Regions from separate parts of the Mus musculus genome. Here regions 2, 3 and 4 are each linked to region 1. A link is a loop called in an ENCODE intact Hi-C map of the cell type or tissue named here. Cell type or tissue: heart. All regions are shown on one strand. Links, peaks and the distances in the headings refer to the core of each region. The heading gives the core; the rest is flanking DNA.

The links. A loop is a pair of places that touch in the nucleus more often than their neighbours do. Peaks named below come from ENCODE experiments on the same cell type or tissue, not always from the same donor. Only the 100,000 strongest peaks of a DNase experiment are listed, where the experiment ranks them.
Region 2: it touches region 1 in a loop (6-fold over the local background); 2 of 42 quality-filtered maps call a loop at or near these places.
Region 3: it touches region 1 in a loop (5-fold over the local background); 3 of 42 quality-filtered maps call a loop at or near these places.
Region 4: it touches region 1 in a loop (9-fold over the local background); 18 of 42 quality-filtered maps call a loop at or near these places.

What each region holds. Positions count from the first base shown.
Region 1 is chr10:43,538,418-43,543,999 of GRCm38, reverse strand. Mtres1 (mitochondrial transcription rescue factor 1) reads left to right here and starts at 2,982. Exons shown (of 4, transcript NM_026411.2): 1 at 2,982-3,060. In heart, for the core only: CTCF peaks have their summits at 2,825 and 3,044; DNase peaks (open chromatin) are centred at 2,979 and 4,089; H3K4me3 peaks cover 2,109 bases; H3K27ac peaks cover 1,714 bases.
Region 2 is chr10:43,218,623-43,224,204 of GRCm38, reverse strand. It overlaps Pdss2 (prenyl (solanesyl) diphosphate synthase, subunit 2), which reads right to left and starts at 2,719. Exons shown (of 8, transcript NM_027772.2): 1 at 2,145-2,719. The coding sequence starts at 2,443. In heart, for the core only: a CTCF peak has its summit at 2,710; DNase peaks (open chromatin) are centred at 2,464 and 2,794; H3K4me3 peaks cover 2,564 bases; H3K27ac peaks cover 2,077 bases.
Region 3 is chr10:45,064,191-45,069,772 of GRCm38, reverse strand. Prep (prolyl endopeptidase) reads right to left here and starts at 2,557. Exons shown (of 15, transcript NM_011156.3): 1 at 2,398-2,557. The coding sequence starts at 2,442. It also overlaps 2310075K07Rik. In heart, for the core only: CTCF peaks have their summits at 2,695 (motif pointing left) and 3,438; a DNase peak (open chromatin) is centred at 2,672; H3K4me3 peaks cover 2,436 bases; H3K27ac peaks cover 1,855 bases.
Region 4 is chr10:43,477,279-43,482,860 of GRCm38, reverse strand. Bend3 (BEN domain containing 3) reads right to left here and starts at 3,721. Exons shown (of 4, transcript NM_199028.2): 1 at 3,489-3,721. In heart, for the core only: a CTCF peak has its summit at 2,995 (motif pointing left); DNase peaks (open chromatin) are centred at 2,950, 3,700, 4,280, 4,720 and 1 weaker place; H3K4me3 peaks cover 3,338 bases; H3K27ac peaks cover 3,193 bases.

The DNA.
Region 1 (5,582 bases), core at 442-5,441:
CCCAGCCTTTAGGCTTGCAGCTCTCGGCAATATCTAGCTCATGTAGGACTGGGGTTCAAATCAGAGTCTTGTACATGCTAGGCACTCTACCAACTGAACCACACTGTCTGATCCTGTTTTGCTTTTAGAGACAGGGTTTTTGTAGTCCAGGCTGGCTCACTCTGTAGCCTAAGCTAGCCCCAAACTCCCAGAGGCTCAACTGCCTCACCTCCCAAGTGATCTAGAATTATAGGCATGAGTGAGTCACCATGTCCAGCTTTATTTTTAATTTATTTGCTATTTATTTATTTTTACAGTAACTCCAGAGCACACATACGCTGTGCAAGTACTCTACCACTGAGCTACACCTCCAGGCCTTTTTTTTTTTTTTTTGGATTTTTTGAGACAGGATTTCTCTGTATAGTCCTGGCTGTCCTGGAACTCACTCTGTAGACCAGGCTGGCCTCAAACTCAGAAATCCGCCTGCCTCTGCCTCCCGCTTTTTCTTTTTAATGTATATTTTAAATAAAAGCCAAGTGTGATTGCACTGGCCTACAGTAGAACTCAAGAGCTGGAGGCAGGAAAACAAGAAGTCCAAGCGTATCCTTAGCTACAGAGCAAGTTCAAGGTCAGTCAAGCTATATGAGATAATATTTGAATAGACATAAAATAAATATTTTTTAGATTTATTTATTTATATTATGTATCTGAGTACACTGTCACTCTCTTCAGACAAACCAGAGGAGGGCATTAATCCCATTACAGGTGGTTGTGAGCCACCAAGTGGTTGCTAGGAATTGAACTCAGGACCTCTGGAAGAGCAGTCAGTGCTCTTAACTGCTGAACCATCTCTCCTGCCCAAATAAATATTTTTTAAATTACACATATAAAGGCCTTTGTATTAACTATTTTTTCTTTTCTACAGAATTACTAATTATTATGAACAAGTGTTTTTTCTACAATACCTGAAGAATTAATAAAGAAAATAAATGTGTATTCAAATATTAATTTTGCTTGTGTGTGTGTGTGTGCCTGATGCTCTCACATGTCAAAAGAGGGATTGGTCTCTGGAACTGGAGCTACAGATAGTATAAGCCACCATATGTGTGCTGGGAATCAAATCCACATCCTCTGGAAGAGCAACCAGTGCTCTTAACCACTGAGCCATCTCTCCTGGTCCTCTGTATGTCATCTTAAAAAGATTTCACCCTGTGAGATGGCTCAGTGGGTAAACGCACTTGCTACCAGACCTGGCAATGCAATTTTGATCCCTGGGCCCCACATAGTAGACAGACTCCGGCAAGCTGTCCTCTGACCTACACACCCACAGACACCCACAGAAATAACATTTTTTGTTTGGTTGGTTTGGTTGTTTGGTTTTTTTGTTTTGTTTTGTTTTGTTTTGTTTTTTGAGACAGTGTTTCTCTGTGAAAGGAGCCCTAGCTGTTCTAGACTTGCTTTTTAGACCTGGCTGGTCTCAAACCCACAGAGATCTGCCTGCCTCTGCCTCACAAATGCTAAAACTAAAGACATGGGCTACCATACCCTGCAATCTTTTTAATTTTTTTAAAAAATTTTTTCCCAAGGGGTGGTGAACTGGCTCAAAGGATAAAGGCTTTCGCTGCCAAGACTAAAAGACCTGAGTTCCCTAGGTCAAACATGATGGCAGGTGTTGACCTACAAGTAAATGCAACTGTGTATCCCTCCTGATCTCACAATGTCAACCGTGTAGATGTATCATTTCAGCATTTGAAACAATTTGTAGTTGTGCATTCCTCTTATACAAACACAATCAAGAAACTATTGTGCCAACTTAGGAGAAAGGAGCATCAATGAAAAGGCGGGGAACAGAGCTCACAGACTTGGAAGGGAAACGTCTGAAAAAGAAGAAAATCAGGAAGGCTACTTCTCGTTTAATACAGCATATATCCCAACAAACGTTAACGCAAACATATCTAAACCTGGGCTCCAGAGGGAAGGGCACTGGCTGCTCTTCCAGATGAGCCAGATTCCATTCCCAGCATCTGCATGGTGGTTAGCAACCATCTGTAACTCCAGTCCCAGGAGATGCAATGCCCTCTTCTGGCCTCCTTCAGCATAGAGGCACATGGTACATGCAGGCAAAGACACTCATACACGTAAAAGTATTTACGTTTTAAAAACAAACAAACAAAACAAAACAAAACAAAAAAACAACTTTTGTGAAACTGACTGTACTCTAGTGTCTGGGCTATATTCCATCTGACTCCCAAGGTTTGTTTTCACTGGTTCCACTAAACCGTGTTTTCCTAGACTCTAACCCCTGTCCAATCACTTCTGGCATGGCAAGAAAACTGAACGAAAACGGTGTGACTTAGTTTTTTTTGGGGGGTGGGGGGTCAGGGGTTGATATATTGAGACAGGGTTTCATGTAACCCAAGCTGGTCTCAAGCTTGTTATGTAGCCAAAGACAGGTCAAGTGACTTACTTGATCTTTCTGCCTCCACTCCCCCAATGATAGGATCACACCCAATGTGAGGTATTTTATTTATTCCCATTTATATTTATTTCTTTGTAGCTCAGCCTGGCCTCGAACTTCCTAGTCATGTACCCAAGGAAAACCTTGAACCCCCATTCTTCCTACCTCGGTCTCTCCAGTGTTGGGATTACAGCGATACACCTACACACGGACGGGTTAGAAGTAAACTCTTATATTCTGTGATGTTAAGACAGTTTTCTGGAGACAACATCTATAACTCACTAAGAAGTTCAGGGCTTTGGCTATTCGAGAGAAAGAACTTTTGCTTCCAAACCAAATTCTTCTGGAACTGGCTGCCAAGCTCAGCGGGCCTGGGATGGGCCTCCCACGTCCCCTCTCCCCCCCCCCCCCCCCCCCACCTCACTTCCCCACACCCCGACCTCAACAGCGTGGTCCTCCAAGGCGCCGCGTCCAGCAGGGGACGCTGTGAGGCCACCACCGTGCTCAGATGCGCCTAGGGGTCCACTCTCTGCGTAGGCTGGGGCGGAAGAGGCGGGGCAGGTGCGGAGGTGGCTCCCGCCTGCGGTCGGCGCGGTCCGGGGAGGGACCAGCGGACTGCGCAGGTGAGTGCGCCCCTACTGGCCCGCCGGCTCAGCCCCTCGCCGGGCGCTTCGCCCTCGGCTGGCTTCTGCCCTGCGGCGCTCCGGCCGTGTCTGCGAACCCTTCCCGTTCCGCAGAGTTGGGGTTGCCTAGGGACGCCTCTCGAACCCCGGGACCGTGGGAATTAAGCTGGCCCAGGCTGTGCGTCCCCGGACTTGGGTGCAGCAAGCTGCAGACACACTGACTCGGGGCTGGGCGGCGTGGGAGTGTCCAGTTTCCTTTGACCTTGGGGGACCTGGGGAAGGTTCGGGATGGGAGGGCTCCAGGGGAACTCGATCTTGTGTAGAAGTCCGCTTCCGACGTCCGCAGAAGGGAAGGGTTTCGTAGCTGTAGACCCAACCAACTGGAGGCCAGGCCCGGGTCTTACAGAGCGGTGACACGCTAAGGAACGTGGATCCACTCCCAGCGTAGTGCAGGTCAAGGACAGCTTTGCCTGTGTATCCTAAACACTGCTCTTCTGCCAGTCTTAGCCTTCGTTATAGAGTCTATAGCTTTATAGAAATCTCACCCGAAACGAACCTTACGGGCTTTCTTTCCTAGTCATCTCTAATGCAAACTGCCGTCAAGGAGATTTTTTCATATGGACTCCTGCCGGGTTACTTTCCTACTAAAACTCTCTGTATCTCTCGTGCCGTCTGGGTGACCTCCAGACTTAGGTCTATAAGACTTTTTTAAGGCGGCCTCGTTGTGACTGGCTTCTTACTTTTATAGTGAACGATGTCCTTGAACACGTGAGCTCCTGCCTCTTTCCCAGATGCTTGAATTATAGGCTTGCAACAGCGTTCCTAGCTTCTGCAAGTTTTTAATTACCAGGCACTATTTCTGTGCACGTGAGATAAATAAAACAGGGATGAAGAAGAAGTCTAGTCTTGTGGAGTGTATGCACATGCAGACAGCATCTGGTAAATTACACAGCAGCCTGTGATTAGCTCTGGGGGTGGGGTAAGTGTGGTAAAGGGGACCGATTGGCAAGGTGGAGTTGCGTTGGAATAGTTGGAATGGAATGGGTAGGCCCCGCTGAGGGGATGTGTTTGAGTCTAGACTTGAAGGTGAGTTTCCTTGCAGATACCTAAGTGAGAGTGTTCTAGGCCTGTCTGGAACAAAGGTCCCTAGTTTGTCCAGAATGTGTCCCCCTAGTTTCATGTGTTAGGAATTTGGTGCAGTACCTTTAGGAAGAGCAGGGCCATGAAGGTTCTTTCTGAAGAATGGACAGTCGGTATTAGTGGGTATTAAGGGAGTACGTGGCTTTGTTATGAAAACAAGCTCTCTCTGGCATGCTTACACCATCCTTATCTTCCACCTTGTGATGCAGCAAGAAGTCCTTTCACCAAATGGCAGCTTCTAAAGGGCAGAAGGGAAGGGGAGTTTGTTTAAGGGGAGAAGAGGGTTAGAGGCAGTTGACTTGAATTTCCCAGACTCTAGAGGCATGAGTAAAAAAAAATCTCTATCCTTTATAATCACCCCAGCTCTAAATCAGTTGTAGCCATGGAAAACACTCTTTAAGGATAGCTGCTTGTGTGTAAGGACCATGAAGACTAGTGTCAGTGCGGCAGGGGCTGAAGCTGACCAAGTAAGACAGACACGGTTGTCACTGTTCAGGTTTTGTTTAGTTTGGGTTTTGTGTGTGAGGGTGTGGTGTAGCTGTCTCATTTAGGGCTGAGCACGTAAGTCCCCGTACTTTAATCAGTTTATACTTTAACTGATGCCCACTGCAAAGAGAAGCTTTTTAAAGCTAACTTCTGGGTGTATATGTAGAAGGCACTTTGACACCATATTTGTGTAGCAAACCAACAACAGGTTCCCCAGGATCTTCCCAGCCATGGACTTTTGGACCGGGTTTACAGTAGCACCTTTCTTAATTCTGTGAAACAGGCTCTCATTGAGTTAACCAGGCTGGCCTCGGCCACACTCTGGCCTAAGCAGCCATTGATCCGTCACATCACCCTGCCCCACCAGGCCCAGGAGTGTTTTTTTCTTTTGAATGCTTTGGGGGAGCTGCTTTTATAGTCTTGCCTGGTAGTTCATGCTGGCCTGAACTTTTACCATGCCAAACCTGAAGTCGTATTCACTCCCTGAAACCCATGCCAGAAAGCCAGATGTGTTGCCAAGATGAGAGAGAGACGACTTATATACACCATGTATACAAACAACAGTAATTAACATGAATAATCCAGGAAGCCGGGCGTGGTGGTGCACACCTTTAATCCCAGTACTCGGGAGGCAGGCGGATTTCTGAGTTCGAGGCCAGCCTGGTCTTCAGAGTGAGTTCCAGGACAGCCATGGTTATACAGAGAAACCCTGTCTCGAAAAAAGAAGAAGAAAACTGTCCAGGAGTGGACACCTGTAGTCTCCAGTCACCAGCACTTTGGAGGCAGAAGAGTTTCAAGGCAGCCTAGAGAATTTGAGCTACCTGAGACCCTGTCTCAAAGCAAGGCAGTGGAAAGTCATGAGAAGCGGGACATGGTGTGACGTGCTTGTAATCCCA
Region 2 (5,582 bases), core at 176-5,175, 320 kb after region 1:
GATCTATGCACCTTGCTCTACTTCGGAACCACATACCCAACCTAACAATTTGGTTATTTGAATACATACATTCCAATGTATGCATATACTACATTTCATTAATAGATTTACCCACCAATGAACACATGATCAGCTTCTACCTTCTGCCTATTGGAAACAATACTAGAAACATAAATATATAACTATCTGAGACTCTGTTTTCAAGTCTTTTAGAAATATACTTAGAGGAAGAATGGCCGAGTCACATGTTAACTCCTAATTTTGGGGAGGATAAAAACTCTTCACTTTGCATAACCCCTTTAGGACTCATTCAGGTGTACACAGTGATATCAATTTTTTTAAAAAAAAAATCAAATTGCATTTGTATTTGAGAGAACACATGCAGGTTTTAACAAGTGTGTATACATGTGAGGCAAGAGTATTTTCTTTATCTTGCTCCATCTTATATTTTGAGACAAGGTCTCTCATTGAACTCATTAATTATGTAGGCTGGCTGGCCAATGGGCTCAAAGGCACAGCCTGTTTCCACATTGCACCCTAATACTTGGGCTACAAAACCCACTTGCACACACTTTCTTGGCAACCAGCTTTTTTGTCAGTACTTGGAATCTAAACTCAGGCCCTCAAGCTTGCACAGTAGGCAATTTAATGACTGAGACATCTCTTCAGCTCCACCAAATAGAGCTTTATGGTTATGGATATATCACAGTTTGATCAACCATTGACCAATAAATGACGTTTGAGTTGGTCAGGTTGGGGCTATCCCAAATACCCACGCTGAGTATCATTCTCTTAATTATCAACATTTTGCTGTCAAGACTTTGGCAAATTTACAGCCAACTTTCAACACTATAAACACCCCTGTATAGATTCTGATATAGACAAGGTGTTTTTTTTTTAATTATTTCTTTAGGATAAATGTTTATGAGTATGATGGTAAGATGTATAATTTAATCTTATTTAATTTAATCTTATAAGAAATTTCCATTTTCCAGATTGGCCATACTGATTTACATACATGCCAAATTTAGTTTTTCTGTTTCTTCACCAGGATGTCCTTCTGTAAATCTGTATTTCATTCCTCTTAACTTTGTGACAGATCTCATAGTAATGTAAATCTGCAATTCTCCTATGGCTAGTGGTTTTGAACATTCATAAGCCCACCTGCCATCTTTTTGTCCAGCTCTTGTTTGCTTTTTCACTTTTGAGTTTGAGAAGGAGTTTCTTGTTTAGCACTGAATTTGCTGGTTTAGCTAGACGAAATGTCCATCACACTGCAGAGATCTCCAGTTTTCACATCCTCAGTACTGGTATGAAAAACCTCCACTTTTGTTGCTGGCGATCCAAACCAGGTTGTAGGACTTGTTCAACAAGTACTTTGGCAAAGACATCTCCCCTAATCCTCTTTGTACTAGTTTTATTCTCATAACTTTTCTGTGTGCTTGAAATAAACTACGAAACATGAGGTATGAGTTGTTTTTTAAGTGATAAATTTTTTTTTAAACCCTAGTGACAAGTTTAACACTAGTCTGGCATTAAGTGGTAAAAGCGTCAGAGGAAACTGACTTCAATCTAGATAGTCCAATACCTGGATATTTGGGGGTTTTTTTGTTTGTTTGTTTTTTGAAACAGGGTTTCTCTGTGTAGCCCTGGCTGTCCTCGAACTCAGAAATCCGCCTGCCTCTGCCTCCCAAGTGCTGGGATTAAAGGCGTGCGCCACCACTGCCCGGAGCTGTCTATTCTGCCTGTCTCTCTTGTCTTAATCTTTCTGTAGGTAAACAGCTTAACTTGCTCTGTAGACCAGGCTGGCCTTGAACTCAGAGATCGCACTGCCTTTGCCTCCCAAGCTCTGGGATTAAAGGCATGCACCACCATTGCCCGGCTCTATTCCATTTTTAAAATACCACTTCTTGACTGTGACTAAATAAGTATACATCTCTGATACCTTGACAAGCCATGAAGCATCTGCATCTCTAAAAGTGAAGAGAAACTGTAAAACACGTTCAAGTTTTTCTTTTACGAAAACCATTTATCCTGGGCCAAGTAGAAGAATGTTAAAGGGACACCAAAGAATACCTTAAAAGTTCAAAAGAAAGTTAGAATCAAGGAACTGGCCAGACCCAGAGTTACCATGGGTCGCTCACCTGGCAGTGGTAAGCAGAGGGTGTCCCGTCCCCACCAGCTTCCGCACCTGCATGGCGATATTGCTGAGCTCGTCGCTCAGCAGGCAGCGCAGGCTCATGAAGGATGCGGGGTAGCCCACGATCTTCTCCGCCTCGGACACCACCTGGTTCCAATGGGCCGGTGACCTGGAGGAGCGCCCGCGCCAGGAGCCCGCCGAGGAGATGCTGTCGAGGGATCTGAAGTACCACCAGTGGCGACTGGGGGGACCTGAAGCCCCGAGGTAACCGGACAAGCGCAACAGCAGCTGCCGGAGGCTCATAGTTTTGAGTCTGAGAGGGTCGGGGACCTGAGGAAGGTGGCCAGAAATGACACGGGAAGCAAACAAGGGCTGAGGAGAAACTTTCAGAATCTAACAGGAGACGGCGATTCCAAACCCTCAGAGAAGTATGGCTTTCTGGAGCCGTAACCAGGAATAACGTTTGCTGCTTCTGCAGCGCAGACTGGCGTAACCCCAGCGGCTGCTCAGAACTGCACTGGATACCTGCGCTGGTAACCACAGCCAGTGCCTACATGGGGGGCGCCATGTTGGAGGCATGAAATGCGGCCTGCCGTAAAGATAGGGGCGGGCTGATGAGCGGCAAAGAGTGCTCTTTACTTTACGGCACAGCTGGGACCTCCCCACTAAGGGGCGGACCCTCAGTGATGACCGGAAGGCGAGAGATGGAAGGGAGCCTGTGCCCCAGGACGTCGGTGTCCGCCCTTTGGCACCCCGCTAGCCCTGGATCTAGGCGCTCTCGGGGTCTCTGCAGCGTTTCTCCCGGCCCAACGCAGAGTGAAGCTTATGTAAATAAATGTCTGTATCGTGGGTCCGCGGCGAGATCGTAGGCCCGTGGCGCAGGCTCGTCCGGAAGCCTTTTGCTCCTGGGCGCCTTAGGCCCTTGGTGGGGGCCGCGGACCCGGGAGGGCGGCCCCGCTAGCTGGGCGACGACGTCTCCTCCGCGGCCCCCCCAGAGCTGGAACGCAAGTGGATCGGTGAGGCTGAGCCCTGCTTCCCTCAGCTTCCTGGCCGAAGTGCCAGGATTTCTGTGAAAAATCCAGAAAATAAGGATGCTGTGAGAATGGAATGAAACGTCGCTTGCTCCGGGACTGAAAATTCACTGGCATGAGTGCATTTCACATATTAGCTCACTTAATCTTTTGTTGAGTTTTAAAGATAATACTATTCCCCGGATTTTAGGGGGGATGGGGGGGAACGGAATGAGGCACAGCCAAATTGTAAGTTGTTATGGTCACATTAAGCAAAATGTGAACCTAGAGGATCTGGTATCTTTTTTTCTCCTCTCCTTTGGGTACTAGGGATAGAGGCCAGGCCTCATGCAGTAATGCTAGGCTAGTGCTCTACTTCGGAACCACATACCCGACCTAACAATTTGGTTATTTGAATACATACTCTTAACCACAACATTAAGTAATATGTTACCAAAAATTCTTTCTCATTGCTAAAGTAAAATTGTCAGTGTGACGACGCTTTCAGTGTTGGATGGAACGTTTTTTTTTTCCCCTAGGCCACAGTGGCCTGAGACTTCTTACTGTGTAGCAAACTGACCTGTAACTTCTTGACCCCATCCACCTCTCAAGTCCTGGGATTACAGACGAGGGCCAGAGGGCCACTCTGCTCTTCGGGTGCCACCTATTCAAGCACGTCTAGCATCTTGCCCTTTCTAATTAGACAAAACAAGTGTTGAAGTCCTTGTTAATCATAAAAAAATTAAAAATTACAAAACCTTAAATTCAATCCCTTGGGAAGAAAAAAGTAACATTAAGATCAGTAATATAAAAATAATAAACGACTTGTTACCTACATTTTACACTCAGGAATGGTTTTTAAAATTCATGTGAGCTTTCAAAATTCATAGTTGGTATTTTTTAAGCTCACATTATGTAAATGAACTAGAAAAACAAAGAGAAATTGTTCACACAAGATGCTTTTAGCCACAGAAGGTTTAGCGGCAAACTCCCTTTGAGTGCCAAGTCTCCTGTGATTTAAAGATTCTGTTTTTGAGCCAGGAATGGTGGTGCTTACAAGCACTCAGGAGGCAGAGGCAGAAGGATCTCTAGGTTCAAGAGCAGCCTGGTCTACATAGCCAGTTCTAGGCTAGCCAGGGCTCCAGAGTGAGGGCTCCATAGATAAAACAGCATATTAATTAAAGGTGAATTATATTTAAAAACAGTCTCCCCATAAGGGAGTTCCTATGTAAGATTCCTAGCAATAAAATCCAAGTATACTACTATGTAAAAATAAATGTAAAAGGTGAAATATTTTATCATTCTAAAGAGTTCTAAGACCTAAGCTGGGTTGTCCAAGGAGAAGGAAGTCAGAAAAATCCAGAGAAAGAGAGAGACTGAGTGTAATATATCGAGCATCTGAGGCTGCTTCTTCAAGATCATGGTACCTTAAGAGTAACTTTTCACACATTTGCTTTAATGAAAATTCACAGTATGTACTTTAATTTCTTCACAAAAGCCAAGTGCATTATTCTCTGGTCTTGGTCTGTTAGCCACGTTTTTGATTATTCATGGGACTTCTGCTCCCATTTACTTTAAATAACCAGCACTTTCCTTTATACTTAACAGTTAAAAGGTTGCATTGTATCTAGTGGTAATCAGTTTTGGAAAATTAAAATGATATTTGTTCTTTAGTCCTCCTGATTTATATATATATATATATATATATATATATATATATATATCCTTCAATCTTTATAGCTAAAGAGATGTCTGAATTTCAAGTGACAGGCTGTGAGGAGTAAGGACATCTAATACCACTAAGAATGCAAAGTAGCACACAGCAGTTAGATAATCACAGTATTGTATACACATTTGCATTATGACCCAGAAATATCAACTCTAGGAACCTATTCCAAAAGGCAAAGTAACTAAAGCAAAAGGTTGTTCATTGCTGTATTGATTTTAATAGAAAATAATCCAGACCTCAAAGTGGGCACTCGAGCACAACTGGACGAAAGAGGATCACCCCTGTATCTTTCAGGATATACATCAAATTAAAAATGCAAAGTACAGAGTAGTATAACACATTTTTTTGTGAAATAGATAAGACTGTGAATGTATTTTGGCATGTATTCTGAACAGGAAGGAACAGAGATCAGCAAGGAGACTGGTAACTATTCTATAATCCTTGGCTATGTAGATTTGGTTTTCAAATCATGTATACATGTTATGTATTCTAAATAATTTTAAATACAGAAGAAAAATCTAATTCCTAGAATTTGAAAATTCACAGAAGCAAATGATGTAACTACATATTAAGTTGCCATGTCATAACCATACCAAGCAAATAACTAATGACTTTTAAAAAATGATATTTTCATCATACGCCGTCCGTAGAATATGTTCCCTGGAAGAACAGAGCTACAAAAAGATCTTTAACTTCATTCTTA
Region 3 (5,582 bases), core at 416-5,415, 1.5 Mb before region 1:
CCTTGCCCTCCCCAGAGGCTGTGAGAGGCCTGATAAGACACGTCTCTGCTTCCTGCTGTTCCTGCGCCTCTCCATGGAGCTCAGACTGGTGCACACCGCAGCAGCCAGGACCCCACAAGCCAGGAGCTGTGTCTCTTCCCAGCTGTCTCCCAGCTTGACCTTCTGTGGATGGCATGGTCATGAGGGTTTTCCTGCATCCCACAAGCCAATTCAATTTTATAGCTATTCGGACTTGCACAACCATGGCTTTATTTTCACCTCAAGAGTCGGGAACGTCCATTCTCCCTTAGCCAGACAACTCCAAGCTCAATTAGAAAATTATTTCCTCCTCCTGACAGAAATTAGCCCATCCTTTTCTGTGTTCTCCTCTCACTCAGCACCTCTTTATGAGGGCTTGAGTGTCCTGTAGGAGGCCTAAATTCCCTGACCTGTTAGATACATAACTATGACATGGAATAGGCGATGGCAGTACATGACATTTTCTGCTCATGAAGACACAAGAGCTTCATGCTTAAATACCATATTCAGGGGACGCATATAAACATGGCTGAAAGATGGTCGCCGAGAGACAGAACTACAGAAATCTCCAGCATATACTACAGGGGGCCAACCATCCAAAAGCTACAATCAAGCCAATATGAAGTCAAGCCTTCTGGTAGAAGAACTCCCGCTGTAGGAAAATGCCACCAAGGTAGGTTATCAAGTCAACATCAGTACTCAGTAAAACCAGAGGCTAGACCTGACTGGTCCTCCTTCACCAAGACTACAGGCTTAGGGGTATCAGGAGACCTTCAGTGAGAAGGAACAGGGCATACTAAATTTTAAACACTCCTTTCACAGATGTGTGTGAACTTTTAGAAAACTTCATAAAATCCCTATTTAACCCTTTCAGGAACTGTTAAGTACTGATAAACTACAAGACTGGTGCAGATTGGAGTAAGGAAAAATTAAGCAAGAGCCAACACTACCTTCACTCAACTACCGGGTCCAAAAAAGAAAAGAAAATCCTAAGACTATATTTATCAAAGCCACAAAATGGTAGTTATACACACACACACACACACACACACACACACAGGTATAATACATATTATTGGTAACATATATACATGTACATATGCTAACCTGAAAACCGAAAAGACACTCAAGACTCAGAGTCGGAACAGTTTCACATCTTTGTACCTGGCCCACGGCAGAGCTCGGCCATCTAGATGACAAGTCAAGGCCTGTCAGCCTTAATAGTCCATGTATAAAAGGGGGCCTCACACATGAACTCACAACAGGTAAGACTTGCCCAATGTCACCCAGGTAGTGAGGGCCACCAACAACAGCATTCAGGTTGTCTGGGAGTTAACCAGTCCCCTTGAAGATGAATTCAATGAGCAAGCAGTTAAACCAACTGAGAACATGGTTCCCAGGGGTCACCCATTAATGCAGCACAGATACTTGGACGTTCACTTGAAAAGGAGAAGGTCTTTAACACTGAGACTTTACCTCCATGTGTGATGTGCTGAGTTCAGAGTACATTTTCTGTCATGAACCAGATCAAAGTAAACAGGAAAAAAAATAGAATGGTATTATACAAAAATATTTTTACTTTGATTCTATTTTAAGTAACCTGAGAAACCAGGTTGTGACTACAGGAATTGGGGTCCTAATGTTTGGATTCAATCCACTTAAGTCCCAAACTACTTTTTACACACACACACACACACACACACACACACACACACACTTCTGAATTTCACTACCTGGGTCTCAAGTTACCTGCAGTTCACCTGCAGCTTAGGTAAACAGTTAACTCCCAGCGGGGAAAACTTTCCTTGCAAAAGGCCACCCCGTCTTAACTTCCTTTCTTAAGCGAACCTGACTGGCCCCAGCACACTGTGGGCCCACTGCTCCTTCCCCAACACTGCCTCCCTTATTTGCATCCCAGCAGCCAACGTCAGGCACCCGATTCGGGACAGCACAGCCTTAAAGCGCAATGAATGAGCTTCAACTCTAAGGACTTGCAAATTCCAAGTTCTCAAAGTTTGCTTTTGTTTTCAAATCTTACATCATTTTTCCCACGCACACACACCAGCATACACTTGGTGCTACCACCATATTTAAGCCAGACTGCTTCTCCTCTTAGAAGCACAGGGGTACGTTCTGGCTGCCCACTGGCCCCAGATGCCCATGCCTGCCCGGGGGGTCTGTCCTTGGGGCCGAGCGGCGTTGACCACGGGCGTGGACACGTGGGCCGAGGCCGCCCGCTAGGTTCAGGCTGGGAGGAGCCCCGCGACCCGGGCGGCTCCGCAAACAAAGGCCGGGGAGCGGCGCGGGGCGAGCGGGGGCTGCGGGAACCGAGCTGCGGGAGGCGCGGGTCGGGGGGCGCGGTGAGAGCGGGGTACTCACGGAGGTCTCGTCGCGGTACACGTCGGGGTACTGGAAGGACAGCATGGCCGGATCCGGGCGCGGGCTGAAGGGGGGAAGTGCGGGCGAGGCTGGGCGCGGACTGCGGCGGAGGGCGGCGTGCGAGCGGGCGAGCGGACAGCCGGCGTGCACGGGCGGACTCACGGTGGGGCAGTGCGCCAAGCAGGAAGACGCTGTCGGCAAGGCCGGGAGCCCCTCCCCGGCGGGCGGGCCCAAGCGGCGACAAGAGGGAGCGGAGTCGCCGCGCGGGCGCCGGAACGGGCGCACAGCTCCCTCTGCAGGAGCACCAGCCGCGCCCGGGCGCACGGAGGAGCACGCTGGCGACGCCGCGCCACGCCGCTCGGCGACCGGCCTCCCGCAGCCCCGCGCTACGCCGCCTCCCCTCCTTCGCGCCCAGGAAGGAAAACTTTGCCTCTTCCCTGACCTAGGCCGGCTTTCCCCAACCCGCCCGTCCGCCTGCCTGCCACCAGCCACTCTGTATATGGAAGAAGAAATGCTTCAAGGTGATCGTGAAGGAAGTACAGCTTCCTCCCTTAACCCTTGATGGACACGGACTGCTCGGCCTCCAGGCTGAAGAGGTTCTTCAGAGGTGTTGCCAAGACAATGGATGATCCCTTGTTGGAGATTTACTGACTGATGGGGAGCGAGGTGAGAGAACTTATGGTAACCTAGGGTCCTTGTCTGACCCTATGGCTCCTCCCTTCTGCTTCGGGTTTTGTATTTTGAGCAACACTGTTCCTGAGTTGTAAAGAGACAAGATACCTCCTGCCTGATCTCAAACCCATCATGAAGACTGACTGACTACACTTCTCTATCCATGGGCCTCCTTTGTAGACCACCCAGAAGAGGCATTGTAGCCCCAATTTTCAATGTGTATAATGTGTCCTTGCCTTCCTACTTGCCATGGGAAAGATAGGGCCATCAGTAAAAGTCTGCATTATAAGAGAATTCTCACTGTTGGTTTCTAACTATTAAGGCTCATGTTGCAGGCTAGCACTACTGAACCCAGTCGCCAGGGGCTGCCAGGAGGTCTAGCTCCTGCCATCTCTGTGTGCAGTGCGTCATAAAGATAATCCCAAGGACACTTGACTCAGAGAATCCCCAGATAAGCGTTGATGCCTCCTTAAATGTTGATTTGAAAACTGTTATTGTCCCAGTTTTACAGTTGAGATAAACTGGAACTTTGTTTTGCTCAGTTTCACAAATAGTAGGGGTGGAGAAGAAAAGAGAGCCAGGATTCAGTCCCTGAAGGCTAACATTTCATTTCTACCTGTCCGACGTCTTCCCCCTCAGAAGGCACATAGAGATGCAGTTTGTTTGTAGTTTACAAGGGCATCCTTTTTAGCAAGAGAAACTTGAGTTTGACTACTTATGCTAGAAAGACTGACAAGTGTAGCAGCAGCTCATTATTATTATTATCATTATTATCATTGTCCCTGTTGCTGTGATTAAAAAAAAAAAAAAAAACTCTGACTAAGAAAACAAACACAGGGAGGAAAGGATTTGTTTTTGCTTACAGGTCAACATAACTCATTTGTTCTACAGCCCAAGTCTACCTGCTCATGGATGGTACTTCCTAGAGGGCTAGGCCTTCCTATATCAAATAGCAATCAAGAAAATGCCCCGCAGACATGCCCAAAGCAGATCTGCTAGCGGCAACTCTTCCATTATTCCTTCTCCCCCAGTGGGTGTGTGGAACTCACAAGCCATGACAATACTCAGGGAGGAATGGAGCCTCTGATACCATTCACTTTCTCTCCTTAGGGTCAACCACGTGTCCAGCTCCTTGGACCTCGACAGCTGAAAACCTGCACTCCCTGGTTGTATACCCTTCATGTTTTCCAGGTTCTAGATCTGTGCTGTCCCTTTAATCCCGTAACAAACTCTATTTAACAGATACAGAAAAATCTCAGCCACCTTAAAGCGCCTAAGTCACCCAACACTAAGACAGAACCAAGGCTCCCTTACTTCAGTTGGTCCTAAAGTCCACCTCCCTGTTATCAATGAAGCATTTGAACTGTTTTAGAAATGGAAGTGTTATCTCCAGAATAAAGACCAGAGTGTCTCTGTTACTGAGGGGGTGGGTAGGGGCATGGGGAGCACCTCCAAGACAGCCTTCAGCAGCATCTTTTTTATAGCACTGATTGAACTTTGTCCCTAAGAGGCAGGCTAGTGATTTGCTGCTCAGCACCACCTCAAGTTGCTTATGAAAGTATTCCTCCCACCCACACATTGTTGAGGGATATTTTTGTGCATTGTGCATTCAAATGCTGATTTCTGTACCCAGAGATTTAGTTACTGCCGTAAACCTGTCATTATTGTGAAGCCTCTCCTGACTCAGTGTTTGGTAAAACTTTGTCCTCGCCAGGCGTGGTGGCACACGCCTTTAATCCCAGCACTCTGGAGGCAGAGGCAGGCGGATTTCTGAGTTCAAGGCCAGCCTGGTGTACAAAGTGAGGTCCAGGACAGCCAGGGCTATACAGAGAAACCCTGTCTCGAAAATCAAAAAAAAAAAAAAAAAAAAAAACAGAAAAAAACAACAACAACAACAAAAAAAAACATTGTCTTCCACCATCTTCTGATTGGACACAGATAGCTGGGCAGGAGAGGAAAAGGTGGGACTTCCAGAAAGGGGGGTCTCAGGTGGGACCCAGGGAGATGCCATCGGAACAATGAAAGAGATGCCAAGCACGATGGCAGGAATGGGCCACATGGCTGGGGAGTAGGCCAGAGTTGTAACCTGACTGTAGTCAGGGTAGAATAGCCCAGAATCTGTCCAGCTTAGTGCCTGAAGGTCTAAAGGTGTCTGTGTCTTTCAAAGCAAGGTCAGACACAGAAAAGCCTGTACTTTAACATGTTTTACCCCATGAGGGATGATGGAGGGTAGGGAGGGTACTAAAATCCATCCCACCACTTACAACACTCCAACAAGCCTTGCAACAAATTCACATGCGTTCTTTGTATATCTGAAGATCTTTGTATATCAGCTCAGCACCTTGGGGAAATTCCACCCCTCCCTGGAAGAGAGAGGTTAGGGAGGGGCTCCTTACATTGCTCAGAAAAACCACAGTTGGCCCCCTGCAGATAAGGGAAGCATTTGCTACCTCATTCCCTAAGGACCAATCAGTTTAAAAGACTGTTCTGCCCATCATATAGTGCCTAGTGGC
Region 4 (5,582 bases), core at 197-5,196, 61 kb after region 1:
CTCAACCCACCCCCCAAATAAATAAAAAAGAAACAAGTCAGAGAGCTGTAATAAAGCAGTTGTTGAGCAAACCTTAGCTCTAAATATATATAAGTCTGCTTTTCAGACAAAATTCTGACTAACATGCCAGGCACAGGCACGAACCACTCCTGAAGAAACAGTGCCCTGTTTTACACATTTGAGATACATTGAGGGCTAAAATGCAGAGCCCTTGACTTGACTTGTGTGCACCTAGGTCCAGAACTCACAAGTGACAATCAAAGCAATGCTATATTGGAGCCTCAGTCACAAAAGGGAAGGAAGGTCCTGTCAGCTCTGAAAGGAAAGGGCAGAATGCACAGTGATGCTCACAAGACCAAAACCACCCATTTTTGTCAGTGAATGCTTTTGTGTGTGTGTGTGTGTCTGTGTGTGTGTGTGTGTGTATGTGTGTGATTTATCTAGGAGAGATGGCTAAGATGAAGGGGCTTGCCGCCAAGCGCAATGGCCGGTGCTTACTCTCCAGAACTCACTCCTGTAAGCAGTTCTCGGAGCTCCATATGCAACACCAGGGTGCATGTGTGGAAGATGATTCAAGGTTGGGTTTGGCAATATAGTGAGTGCAAGGCCAGTTTAAACACCTGCAACCCTGTCTCAGAGGACAACCACCACCACCCAAATAGGCGTGATAGCACATTTCCATAATCCCTGCCCTAAGGAAGTAGGGACAAGAGGAATGCCAGCTTGGTTTTGCACAGCAAGTTCCAGGTTGGCCAAGGGCTAGAAAAGATAGCATGACTATATCCCTCTAAACACCAAGGAGTCCTAAAGTTCTACTACTCCAAAAACTAATTCTAAAACAGAGATGTCAATAGTGGGTACAGAATGGTTAGAATAGCAAGCATAGTCTCACTTATAAAAATTAACACACACACACACACACACACACACACACACACACGCCATTCCCTAGTCTCTTGTATAAATTATTATTACAGGTGCTAATGCATTTCTAGGCAGTTCTGTAGATGGGTCTCCTACAGGAGCTTAATCCTCACCCAATCAAACCTCTGTCAGGGCTGAGTCCAATTTTCCTGTTCCTAAATATTCTGCCCCCACCTTTGGTGCCCCCAAGGGTCCCCAGATAACCTATCAATCTCTAACAGACGGTTGGAATGCTGGCTAGTCTGTATTCTGTCTTCGTGGCTAACTGGTCTTACTTCTTGTGTGTGTGGAGAAAGAACGCTAACTTTACTGTTTAACTTCACTAAAACAGCATCTCTGACATGGTCATGGTGGTTCATTCTTTTGGTTCCAACACTGATAGGAGAAAGCGGAGATGGAGATGGCAGGTAGGTGGATCCCTGAGTTCTAGGGCAGCCTGGTCTACAGAGAAACCAAAAGACCATCCCAGTATGGGATACATAGTGAGACCCAGTCTGAGAAAACAACAAAAGCCAGGTGGTGTGGACACCTTTAATACCTTCCCCCACCCCCATCCCACCTCCACCCCCTACAGGCAGGATCAGTCAGATCTCTAAGTTTGAGGCCAGCCTGGTTTACATAGCAATTCAAGGACGGGACAGAATTTAGGGACTCGGTATCAAGACCAAACAACAACAACAAAATGCCAGGTGTGGTGGGACAGATCTTTAATCCTAGCATTTGGTCGGTTTAGGCAGCTGGATCTCCAAGGCCAGCCTTGTTAAATCTCAGGCTCCAGGCCATTCAAAGCTACAGTGAAATGTAGACTTAAAACAAACAAACAAACAAACAAGGCATCTCTAGTAAAGCCCAAAGTGGTTCTTGGTGTGTCTTGGTCTCACATGAGAATATATATAAAAGTTTAGATTTTTAAAAATGCAAAAATAATTCTTAGGGCTGGGGATGTAACTTAGTTGGTAAAATGTTTGCCTACCGTAACTAAAGTCGTAATTTCGATCAAGTACCACAAAAATTAGGTGCAGTGCACATACTTGTAATCCCAAGTATGTAACTCCTGTAACTTGACAGGCGTTCAGGATCACGCAGGCCTATATAACAAAAAAGTCTGAGGCCAGCAGGGACCACAGGAGACTGTCTCAAAAAAGGAAAACAAAAAAACAAAAAAATCCTGGCTAAATCCCAGTATTCGAGGAAGCTGAAGTCCTGTAAGGTTTACACATGAAACTCTAAAACGAGGGGCTGGAGAGATGGCTCAGCGTTTAAGAGCACTTGTGGCTCTTGCAGAGGTCGTGGGTTGTGTTCCCATCACCCACGTGGCTGCTCCCAACCATCTATCTGTAAATCCGATGCCCTCCTCTGACCTCTTAGGAGACCAGGCATGGATATGGCGCATATATATGCAGTCAAAACACATACACCGAAAATGAAGCTTAAAAACAAAACCCAAACACCTATGAATTAAAAGTGGAAAGTCGCAAAAAGAGAAAAACTGCAGGCATGGAACCGAAACAGAGACAAACCTAAAACCTCTATCTGGGACATTTCCACACGTTCCCCACTCGCCTGGGTTTTCTGGGTCTTTATAGATTTCTGGCACCCTCCCCTCTACTCAGTGACGTGTTACTTGTAGGAAAACATTCAAAAGTTACTTCTAAAAGGAAGTTCTCTGACTTCCAAACAGTGAACATTAATTCTGAGCATCTCTGGTTGGCCTCCACCTCCAAAATACTCCCAAGCGGGCCACCTGAGCGATCAAACTTCTACTTTAGGACAAACTTAAAAAAAAAAGAAAAAAAGAACTCAGATGAGTTGAGTCCCAGCCCACAAGGCCTTCACAACTCCGCGCCTCACAGCCCGAGCCAAGTCTGCGTGGGAAATTACGTCGATCGTGGCGGGCACAAGTCACGAGGGGCGGCGAGCGCCCCGGCCCGGCTCCACCGCCCGCCAGGAAGGCCTCGCGCTCGCTGGGGTGCACACCCAGAGCGCCGCGCTGGACCCGCCTCCAGCCGGGCAGCGGGAACCACGGAGCGCCGTGGAACGGCCCGGGAGGGTGCCGCGCCCCCTGGCGGCGGGGCTCGCCGCACCCCGCTCCCAGCCGCCGGCAGCCTCGCTCCCTCCGCTGCCTCCCCGGGGCAGCGTCCCTCCGAGCGGCGGCTCTCCGGCCTCTGGCTCCCCGCCCTTCTGCTCCCTCTGACACCCCTCCATCGCCGCCACAGGCCGGTCGAACGCGAGCGCTCCGGCGCCGCGCAGTTGCTCCCCGGCGGCCCTCGGCCGCTCCATCGCCGGCCCGCCGGGGGTGGAGAGCCGGCGCGCGGCGCGAGTGGGGCCGGCCTGGCGGCGGCGGCGCGGACCGTTCCACCGTGCGTCCTCCCCTCCCTCCTCCTCCTCCCTGGCCGCGGCGCGCGTGCTCCCGGAACGCCATGGAGTCGCGGCGTTCCGAGCGGGCACAAAGGGGCGCGCGGCACAATGGGGCGCGACGAGCCCGTGGGCGCCCGCTCCCCCTTCCAGCCCGCGCGGAGGCGGCGAGCCGCTCGCAGGCGGCCCCGACCGGGGCCCACACTCACCTGGGACGAGAGTTGTTACTTTGCGGAGCGGGACCCGCGCCGAGTTCGGGCGCCACGTGCGGGGGGCGGGCGCGCGGGCCGCAGTGGGGGCCGAGCGCGCAGGGCCTGGCCGGGGCGGCCCCGCCGACTGGCTGGGGGCGGCGGGCGGGCGGGCGCCGTGTATTTTCCCCTCTCTTTGTGTGTGTCCGTGCGCTGCGCTCTCGCGTGACGTGACGGGACTCCGTGTGTCATTTCCGCACAAGGACACAGGAGCCCCCGCTGCAGTGGAACCTCAAGCCCTCCGCCCCCACCGCGCCGCCCCTCCCCCTCAGCGGGGCACACGCGGGACCAGCGGCGGCGGCGGCGGCGGCGCTCGGGCGTGAGCGACCGCGGCGGGGAGCTGGGGCGCGCTGCGGGGCGGGTGCGCTCGGCCTGCACAGCGCGGCTCCACGTGGGCCCGCGCCGGCTGCCGGCGGACCAGGGCGGCTCTCACCCACGGGAAAGCGCCCCGCGGCATTCTCGGCTACGTGCTCTCCGGGCTGGAGCGTGGCCCCGGCGCCTCTTTCTCTACTTTTTCTCTAACCCCGGGGGGTGGGGGTGGGAGGCAACGCGCCGTGTCTTTTCCGCCCGCGCCCCCCGCTTTTGGGGCGCTCGGCTGTGGCGCCGCACCATCGCACGGACCTTCCCGTGCCACGCCGGGCACAAAGACTTCGGGGTGCGCCCCCCCTCCAGTTCTGCATGGATTCGTGGTTGGGGGGGTATACTGGAGAGCGACCCCGGGCTCTGGGGGAGCCCTGGCCACTCCCCCGGCAGGGTGGCCGCCCTCTCCCGTAAAGCCTGAGTTCCGAGAGCCCAAGTTTTGCCGCTTGAGGCTGCGGAGCGAAGCACGCGCTTGGGGACCCTCATGCCACCAACTCAGAGCCACGGGGCTCAGCGCGGAAAACTGGGAGACTCCAGTCGCCGAGTTAGTTAAGACCGACCGTCTCCTAGTTTCCCGGACTGCAGAGTCGGAGTTGAGAAATAAGAAACCAACCCCTCGCAGTTCTCCAACTTTCGGGGACTTGGGGTGGGGGTGGAGGGAAAAGAAAAGCCCAAGTCAACTTTTAAGCTGCGTGCCTGGTTTTGGTAAACAATGAGAACGGAAAAAAAAATTTTTTTAATCCTTTAATTTGCCGATGGAAAAAAAATGTCTAAAAAGAAAAATGCAAATGATCCCATCTGCTGCCTACAGCTGACTGGCTGCGAGAGAGGACCATGTGGCCCGGCCCGGCGCGGTCAGTGAATACGTAGAATAGATTTTAAAAGGACGTACATGCTGGCTCCTAGCTGCCCAGTCGCGGCCTAAGGTTGGAATTAACGCGTAGTCAGAGATTATTGTGTCTTCACACAAATTGGGAATTTAATCATTACGCAAGTTCCTCGCCTTCTGGTTTGAAATCTAATGGCGCAGAGTTGGACCTTGGAGGGACTGTGGAACGTTCTGGAGAGGTGTTTGGGTTGCAGACTTGGAGAAGTCAGTACTAATTGCTATGCAAAATTAGCTAGCAGCTTGAAGAAAGGAGCCCAGCATCCTAGGGGTGCTTTTATAAGAGAATCTATACGTGCTCAGTGTCATTCAAAACAGGATGATGGAAAGAATGGGCCCGAGATAGCAGCCCTTCAAATTCAAAAGGCTAGGGTCGCCCTATCTACATTTAAAATAGGGAGGAGGGAGGAAGGGAGGGGGAATGGTTAATTTATACATTCCCTGGAGACAAAGTGGAAGCACTTGGATTCGTTAGGGAACTTGACTTCTGCACTTGTGCATTAAGTGACATGCGCAGCACAACTCTTCCCTCGGCTGCGTTAACAGATGCTGCAGTTTTGTCCTCACCTTCAATTTAATGTGACAGTTAGAATTATAAAAGGAGACGTTGCGTTTCATTAGTTTAGTTTTGTCGGATTTCCCAGAAGAGTCGGGAACAGTTAGCATCTAAGCTCGTTTTCCATTTAAACCGCTCTGCTGCGTTGCTTTAAGAATGTAAAATGGCCGTGTTCAGTTTTTAAAAAGAAAAATTTCCTGAATTGTGACAGGATCTATCTTTGCCCAACTATTCACAGTGAGAACTCAAGTGT